Linked DNA regions of Homo sapiens: region 2 is linked to region 1. A link is an interaction called in ENCODE POLR2A ChIA-PET data of the cell type or tissue named here. Cell type or tissue: OCI-LY7. All regions are shown on one strand. Links, peaks and the distances in the headings refer to the core of each region. The heading gives the core; the rest is flanking DNA.

What was found. ChIA-PET counts read pairs that join two places held together with the same protein. Peaks named below come from ENCODE experiments on the same cell type or tissue, not always from the same donor. Only the 100,000 strongest peaks of a DNase experiment are listed, where the experiment ranks them.
Region 2: POLR2A ChIA-PET joins it to region 1 with 6 read pairs; 5 of 35 experiments call an interaction of 5 or more read pairs at or near these places.

Annotation. Positions count from the first base shown.
Region 1 is chr21:36,287,204-36,291,594 of GRCh38, reverse strand. DOP1B (DOP1 leucine zipper like protein B) reads right to left here. Exons shown (of 37, transcript NM_001320714.2): 33 at 3,445-3,581; 34 at 2,784-2,839; 35 at 2,389-2,550. Among named protein-coding and RNA genes, the nearest start is that of MORC3, 31 kb to the left of the region's middle. RefSeq lists a silencer at 1,753-1,802. In OCI-LY7, for the core only: no CTCF peak of the experiment used is centred there; DNase peaks (open chromatin) are centred at 1,944 and 2,214; H3K4me3 peaks cover 1,970 bases; H3K27ac peaks cover 3,370 bases.
Region 2 is chr21:36,230,944-36,235,334 of GRCh38, reverse strand. It overlaps DOP1B (DOP1 leucine zipper like protein B), which reads right to left. Exons shown (of 37, transcript NM_001320714.2): 14 at 4,201-4,391; 15 at 2,260-2,531. Among named protein-coding and RNA genes, the nearest start is that of DOP1B, 76 kb to the right of the region's middle. In OCI-LY7, for the core only: no CTCF peak of the experiment used is centred there; no DNase peak of the experiment used is centred there.

The sequences.
Region 1 (4,391 bases), core at 87-4,086:
CATTCACATATATCGGAACCCACTTTTTTGTTTTTTTGAGACAGTCTCGTTCTGTCGCCCAGTCTGGAGGGCAGTGGTGCAATCTTGGCTCCCTGCAACCTCCACCTCCCAGGTTCAAGCAATTCTCTGCCTCAGCCTCCCGAGTAGCTGGGATTACAGGCACCTGCCACCATGCCTGACTAATTTTTTTGTATTTTTAGTAGAGACGGGGTTTCACCATCTTGGCCAGGCTGGTCTTGAACTCCTGACCTCGTGATCCACCTGCCTCAGCCTCCTAAAGTGCTGGGATTACAGGCATGAGCCACTGCGCCTAGCCTCCACTTTTTTTTGGTTTGAGATGCAGTTTCGCTCTTTCGCCCAGGCTGGAGTGCAGTGGTGCGATCTCGGTTCACTGCAACCTCCGCCTTCGGTTTCAAGCGATTCTCCTGCCTCAGCCTCTTGAGTAGCTGGGATTACAGGTGCCCACCAATACAGGCAGCTAATTTTTGCATTTTTAGTAGAGACAGGGTTTCACCATGTTGGCCTGGCTGGTCTTGAACTCCTGACCTCATGATCCGCCTGCCTCGGCCTCCCAAAGTGCTGGGGTTACAGACATGAGCCACTGTGCCCGGCCTCTTTTTTTTTTGAGGGGGAGTCTCGCTCTGTTGCCTAGGCTGGAGTGCAGTGGTGCGATGTCGGCTCACTGCAACCTCTGCCTCTCGGGTTCAAGTGATTCTCCTTCCTCAGCTTCCGAAGTAGCTGGGATTACAGGCGCCCACCACCACATCTGGCTAATTTTTGTATTTTTTTTTTTTTTTGAGATGGAGTCTCGCTTTTGTTGCCCAGGCTGGAGTGCAATGGCAGATGGCATGATCTTGGCTCACTGCAACCTCTGCCTCCCAGGTTCAAGCGATTCTCCTGCCTCAGCCTCCCAAGTAGCTGGGATTACAGGCATACGCCACCATGCCCAGCTAATTTTGTATTTTTAGTAGAGATGGATTTTCTCCATGTTGGTCAGGCTGATCCCAAACTCAGGTGATCCAACCACCTTGGCCTCCCAAAGTGCTGGGATTACAGGTGTGAGCCATCGCGCCTGGCCTAATTTTTGTATTTTTAGTAGAGACAGGGTTTTTCACCATGTTGGCCGGGCTGGTCTTGAACTCCTGGCCTCAAGTGATCCACCCACCTTGGCCTCCCAAAGTGCTGGGATTACAGGTGTGAGCCACGGTACCTGGCCTAATTTTTGTGTTTTTAGTTGAGACAGGGTTTCGCCATGTTGGCCAGGCTGGTCTCGAACTCCCAACCTCAGGTGATCCACCCGCCTCAGCCTCCTAAAGTGCTAGTATTACACGTATGAGACACCACGTCCGGCCCAAACCTGCTTTTTAAAAACTAAAAGACTTTCTTTTGCAGAACAGCTTTAGGTTCACAGCAAAATGGAGTAGAAAGTAGTTCCCGTACATCCCATCCTACATACATACAAGCCTGCCGTATTATCAACATCCTGCACCAGAGTGGTACATTTGTTAAAACTGAAGAGCCTCTACTGACTCACTGTTATCCTCCCAAGTCCAGAGTTTACATCAGGGTTCACTCTTGGTGGTGTACATTGTATGGATTTGGAGAAATGGACAATGACATGGATCTACCATTATAGCTCTGTATGCAATAATTTCACTGCCCTAAAAATCCTCTGTGCTTCACCCATTCATCCCTGCCTCCCTCTCCCCAACCCCTGGCGACCACTGATCTTTTTACTGTCTCCATGGTTTTGCCTTTTCCAGAATGTCACATGGTTGGAATCATACAGTGTGTAGCCTTTTCAGACTGGCTTCTTTCACTTAGCAATGTGCATTTAAGAGAACCCGCTCTTTAACCACAAACATTTCTATATGATTACTCTCTTTGTGGGGGTAGGAGAGAGAGAAATAGCCTCTGGGGCTGGTCATGAAATTAAACAAATGAGCAGCTGTGCTAAGCCGGCAGGAAACATAAGCCTATGGGGCAAAGTGAATCGGAGATGGCAGGCTCCAAATAAAGGCATTTGTATCTAACTAAACACAGACAAAAAGGTCTACACAAAGGCAGTGAGGAGCACCAGTGGGTAAGCCCTGTTTTATAAGCATTCAGTAGCAAAAACCACACACACACACACACACACACACACACACACACACACACACACACACACCATAGAAACACATTCATAAACACTCCTGTGAGCCAAATTTGCAGAGCCACAGATGTTGCAAGTAATCTGAAACTTGGTATTCCGAGCTGGCTTAGCTGTCACTAGAAACCCAGATGGTGGTTTCCCATAAACTGTACATGAAAAACAAGTGAAAGTGCTTAAAAGGAAAAAACAAAATCTCTTACTTCAAAAAGGACACACGATCCTATCTGACTTACATTTGAAATAATGGCATCTTGTCAGGTGGAAAAGAAAGCGCTGTGTCCAAGAATTTGCAAGCTGATAAATACAAGATGAGTTCACTCTGGGGTATCTCCCCCACTGAGGGTCCATTTGCATCCGGGACTGAAACTTTCGTTCTGTTTACTTTGTTGGTGCTTCTATAAATTTGCAAAGAAACGCTTGTTATAAATTCATTCAGATCTGTTATAGTCCATTCACCTATGACCTGTCCCTCAGAAGAATTTTCTTTTTAAGAAATTTTTGGAATAGCTGGTCCTTTCACAAGTACTTCAAGATAACAGCATTTAACATTAGACAACTCTATATCTAAAGTGACGTGCTTTAATCGTGACTATCTTTTCCTCTTGTGTACAGATCTTGTACTGCTTACCTCAATGACTCATCTTCATCTTTTAGATCTTCTTCAAGCTGTGTGAATGTCTGAATCTGAAAAAAAAATGCATTCAAGTTACTATCTGAGACAGATTAAATCTACCCAAATATTTTTTTTTACTTATTTTTAAAAATCGATTAATTTATGAATGAATGAATAAGACGGGGTCTTACTCTGTCACCCAGTCTGGAGTGCAGTGGTACAATCATGGCTCACTGCAGCCTCAACCTTCTGCAGATGCAACTTCCCGCCATGCCGAATTAATTTTTGTATTTTTTTGTAGACAAGGAGTTTCACCATGTTGCCCAGGCTAGTCTCGAACTCCTGGGCTCAAGTGATCCATCCACCTTAGCCTCCCGAAGTGCTGGGATTACAGGCATAAGCTACCACGCCCAGCCCAAATTTATATGTATATAAAAAACTAGTAAGTATTATCAAATGGTACAAGTTAGTTGGAATAACTGACAGGGTGAGAGATCAAATATGATCATAGAGTAAAATATTCTCTGTTTAACCAAGAGCTAACCATGTGCTACCAACCTGATTAAAAATAACATTTAGATAAAATGGGATACATAGGAAATAGTACGTTATGTTACTGAAAAAGCATTTTAAAAAGCTCCAACCTTGCTTTCAAACTTACAATACTTGTACTCACCAATTCAGAGACCATTATTGGCCACAATGAAGTCAAATGTTGAGGAGATATTCTTAGCAGCAAAACTCTGAAAAAAAGAAACATCTGAGCAGCAACTATGGATGTCTGTCCAACTCTGAGATTGTCTGTCAGGCGTTCTAAGGAAAGAAGATTGTAAAGATGTTACACAAATATGCAGTTTAGGGTTTCTTATCAGACAAAGAAAAATAAAACTGTGACTGTTCTGACATTCTAGTAACAACCCAGTGTAAGGAATGAGTGTTACAGGCCAGGCTTGGTGGCTCGCACTTGTAATCCCAGCACTTTGGGAGGCCGAGGCGGGCGGATAACAAGATAAGGAGTTCGAGGCCAGCCTGGCCAATATGGTAAAACCCCATCTCTACTAAAAATACAAAAATTAGTCGGGCGTGGTGGTGGGCGCCTGTAGTCCCAGCTACTTGGGAGGCTGAGGCAGGAGAATCGCTTGAACCTGGGAGGTAGAGGTTGCAGTGGGCCGAGATCACACCACTGCACTCCAGCCTGGGTGACAGAGTGAGACTCCATCTCAAAAAAAAAAAAAAAAAAAAAAAAAGAATGTTAGGAGATGCTTTTGTGCAACTAGTCCACCCCAGCCCTCTTCTTTGTGAAATACAGCAGTTCATGGCTCTTGCCAAACCTAAGGAAATGATTCCCACAGGCCGTCCCCCTGCCACAGCTGAGTAGAAAGACATGAACATCTGTCACCAGAAATCCACTGGATGACCAACAGCCATTTCAATGTTCTTTTAAGAATATGAATGAGGAGACGCAGAAACCAAGCAGCCCATGGTGAGGAATGGACTTACACAATCATATGGACTGGCTGGCAGACAACACCATATTTTGAGGGTGGTGGGTGGGAAGCGGAGCAAGTAAATATAACAGATTTACTGAGTAAGGTTTAAACTTGATGGCCATGACAAAAACTT
Region 2 (4,391 bases), core at 232-4,231, 56 kb after region 1:
TGGGCTATCTGACCTTTTCTTGTTTGCACTGTGGGAAGCAGGAACTCTGGTATGTGAGCTGTTCCCGCAGGATTAAAAAAAGGCTGAAAGATCAGACAACAGCCCTGTCTGGAGTCTGAGAATTGGGGGCACGTCCTGGCTATGGGTAAGGTTGCTGTGTCTCTAGTTCCAGCATCTGCAACAGGGACAGGCACTAGCTGCCGCTGTCCTCAACTCTCAAGAACTGTACAGTACATAAAAGTGTGCTCCAAGGAATAAATCTTGGTACTCTACTGCACAGTAGGGTGACTACTGCTAACAATAATGCATTGTGTATTTCAAATTGCTAGAAGAGAGGGTTCTGAATGTTTTCACAACAAAGAAATGATAAATGCTTAAGGTGATGGGTATGCTAATTACCATGATTTGATCATCATACAATGTATAAATGTGTCAGAATATCAAATTGTACCCATATATATATACAATATTACATGTCAATAAAAAAAGTATGCTCTTGGCCGGGTGCGGTGGCTCACGCCTGTAAGGCACTTTGGGAGGCTGAGGTGGGAGGATCACTTGAAGTCAGGAGTTTGAGACCAGCGTGGCCAATATGGTAAAACCCCGTCTCTACTAAAAATACAAAAATTAGCCAGGTGTGAGGGCGCACATCTGTAGTCCCAGCTACCAGGGAAGCTGAGGCAGGGGAATCGCTTGAATTCAGGAGGCAGAGGCCAAGATCATGCCATTGCACTCCAGCCTGGGCAACAGAGCAAGACTCTGTCTCAAGGAAAAAAAAAAAAGAAAAGTATGCTCTAGTGCCAGGCAAATGGTAAGTACTTGAATATGTACTACATGAAAATGAAAGTAAAAATCAAGGCTTCAGTAAGAACTTGGAAAAGCTTCCCTCACTGCCCCAAAATAAAAGGAATGTATTTAATGCTGCCACTTTTATTCTATGAGTACCTTTCCAAAGATTCATGATCTCAATTCTTTCTTCTTTTTTCTCCCCTGTGCCTATATATAGTGTAAATATGCCAAATTTTCTGATCTCTGATCTATGTAGGGCCAAGATGACACTTGCTTAATCACTGCTGCTTATAGCGGTTCCAGTCCTGGTTTCAAGTTCTGTCTATTCAAGATCTAATGTGACTCAACTCTAGCAGGAAGAAGAAATGTGGTACAAAAGTCAATAAGCAGCTGGGCACGGTGGCTCACACCTATAATTCTGGCACTTTGGGAGGCTGAGGCGGGCCTCCCAAACTCCTGAGGTCAGGAGTTTGAGACCAGCCTGGCCAATGCGGTAAAACCCCATCTCTACTAAAAATACAAAAATTAGCCAGGTGTGGTGGCAGGTGCCTGTAGTCCCAGCTACTCGGGAGGCTGAGGCAGGAGAATTGCTTGAACATGGGAGGCAGAGGTTGCAGTGAGCCGAGATCGTGCCACTGCACTCCAGCCTGGGTGACAGAGCGGGACTCCGTCTCAACAACAACAACAAAAAAAGTCAATGAGCAATTAAGTAAAAGCTCCCCCAGGACCTGACACCGTAGATGGTGTCCCACATGGAACCAAAGCTGAGCGGTGTGAGGAGTTCCACAGACAGACCCTCTCCCAAGCAACACAACCATAACTGGTGAAAATTATTTTAAAACCAACAACAACCAACCATTTAGAGTCTGGAAATTATCCAAAGGACATTCAGGAAATAAAGAAACATTTATTCCGGAAAACCTACGACATTTCGGTCAAAGCAGCAAGAGTCATGGCACTTGAGCCATGACCTGCTCATCATCTCCTTCCTTCCCCAGCTTAGCTCCATGGAAACGTCACTATCCACTCTGGTGCATGTGGCCAAGCAAAAGGGTGCTCTCTTTCCCCAGCTCCCAGTCAAGGGCTTTTGCACCTCCTGGGAGGGGCAGGCCACCAGCACGTCACCTTCCCACCCCTCTGCTGGATGTGGCAGAGGCTAAATCCAGGTGAGTGCAGTGGAGGAGTCATGGGCTCCCTGCCTCCACCCAGACCCCACTCCCAGGCAGGGGTTCCACTCAGTCCTGGCAGGCCCAGAATACTGGGGCCCCAGTTGCTCTCACTGTAGCTTTCCTGGAGGGTGAAAGTTACATGCTGGGAGAGGAAGACCAAAGGCTACTGCCTCTGCCCAGTGCCCTATAGAATATCACTCTCAGAGAAGTGGGCCACTGCCCCCATCCCCAGCAATACGGTTCTGAGTTTTGCTCAGGGGGAGAAGGAGGCCATAAGAAGAGTGTTCCCAGTGGGAAATACCTGATAGAAATCTGTTTTCTCTGCAATGACTTTCAATATCCCTGGAGCAATGGGAGGAACCGTCACCATCTGCAGCTTGCCAAAAAAAGGGTTGTGTCCAGAGCTCTTATAGCGTTTCATCTTGTCTTCAATGACAAGCGCCAGGGACTGGGAATGGTTTATCACTTCCAGCAGAGTGGAAATGGCCACGTTCTGGAGGTAGCAGTCAGTCACACAGCAGCAAATAGTCATGAGGGACTTCAGCCAAGATGGAAAACTGGAATCACCGGCTCCTGAAAGGAAGCCAGCCGGAGAGGCAGAAACAAGCAGAACCACGTGAGAATGGGTCCCCAGTCTGCAGATTCTACAGCACCCTAGATCTGGGAAGTTACCTGAGAAATCCACCTGGACAGCAGTGCGCTAACCTCCCGCTGGTGAGACTTATTTGGAAATAAGGTCCTTACAGAGGTAATCAAATTAAGATGAGGTTGTTAGGGTGGGCCCTAATCCAATATGACTGGTGTCCTTGTAAGAGGGACATGTCAAGGGAAGACAGGACATACAGAGGACACCCTGTGAAGACAAAGGCAGAGACGGGACTGATGCAGCTGCAAGGTGAGGAGCCCTCCAAGGGTTGCCGGCCAGCACCAGAAGCTGAAGAGGCCAAAAAGTATTCCATCCAGGGTCTCAGAGGAGGAGTATGGCTCTGCTGACACCTTGATCTTGGACTTCTGGCTTCCAGAACTATGAGACAAATTTCTCAGTTTATGGTACTTTGTTAGAGGAGCCCTAGCAAACCAATATATAAAATATTGGCCAGGCACGGTGGCTCATGCCTGTAATCCCAGCACTTTGGGAGGCCAAGGCGGGCAGATCATATGAGGCCAGGAGTTTGAGACCAGCCTGGCCAACATGGTGAAACCCCATCTCTACTAAAAATATGAAAATTAGGGGGCCAGGTGCAGTGGCTCACGCCTGTAACCCCAGCACTTTGGGAGGCCTAGGCGGGTGGATCGCGAGGTCAAAAGATTGAGACCATCCTGGCCAACATGGTGAAACCCTGTCTCTACTAAAAATACAAAAATTAGCTGGGTGTGGTGGCGTGTGCCTGTAACCCCAGATACTTGGGAGGCTGAGGTAGGAGAATCACTTGAACCCGGGAGGCGGAGGCTGTAGTGAGCCAAGATCGCGCCACTGCACTCCAGCCTGGCGACAGAGCAAGACGCTGTCTCAAAAAAAAAAAAAAAAAAAATTAGCTGGGCGTAGTGGCACGTGCCTGTAGTCCCAGCTACTGGGGAAGCTGAGGCAGAAGAATCACTTGAACCCAGGAGGCGGAGGTTGCAGTGAGCTGAGTTGGTGTCACCACACTCCAGCCTGGGCAACAGAGCCAGACCCTGTCTCAAAAAAAAAAAAAAAACAAAAAAACCCAACACAAAAAAAACTTTATCAACAGGCATCATGAAATAGTCTATTTACTATCACTGAATGCCACTCATGTTCTAGGTCTTCTGATGGGCTGTGCTGGACACCCAGGGTTTAAAAACATAGGCCCCACCCTTACCACTTTGCCATGTGGTGAGACACAAGTCAAAAATGTACTAATTACAAATGAGGAAGGGAACAAATGAGGCCAATAGCACCTTCTTGGCTTACACAATTTGAGCTAGTCTTTAAATATAGGTTGAGAATCTCTAATCTGAAAATTCCAAATCCAAAACCTGAAACCTTATTAGCACTGACATGATGCTCGAAGGAAACAGTCACTGGAGCTCTTGGATTTTGGATTTCTGGATTAGGAATGCTGAATCGGTAAGTGTAAGGCAAATATTCCAAAAATCTGAAAAAAGTCCGAAATCCAAAATACATTTGGTCCCTAGCATTGTGGATAGGGGATATTCCACCCACGTCAATCGCCTCATCGTATGATTCCCAAAGAGGGACTTCGGCAGGGCTGCCTCTCACCTGGCAGCTGGAAGAGCGTTGCACAGAGCTGCTCGGTCTCTTCCTCGGACAGGTAGACAGGGAAAGTGGCACAATCCAGCAGCAGGTGGCAGGCGGCGGCAAAGGCCTCCCTGCGTTCCTCCCTGGAACCCCCCAGGTCAATGACCACCTTCTCAACATCCCATTCTCCCCCGTTTTTCCTGGCAGGGCTG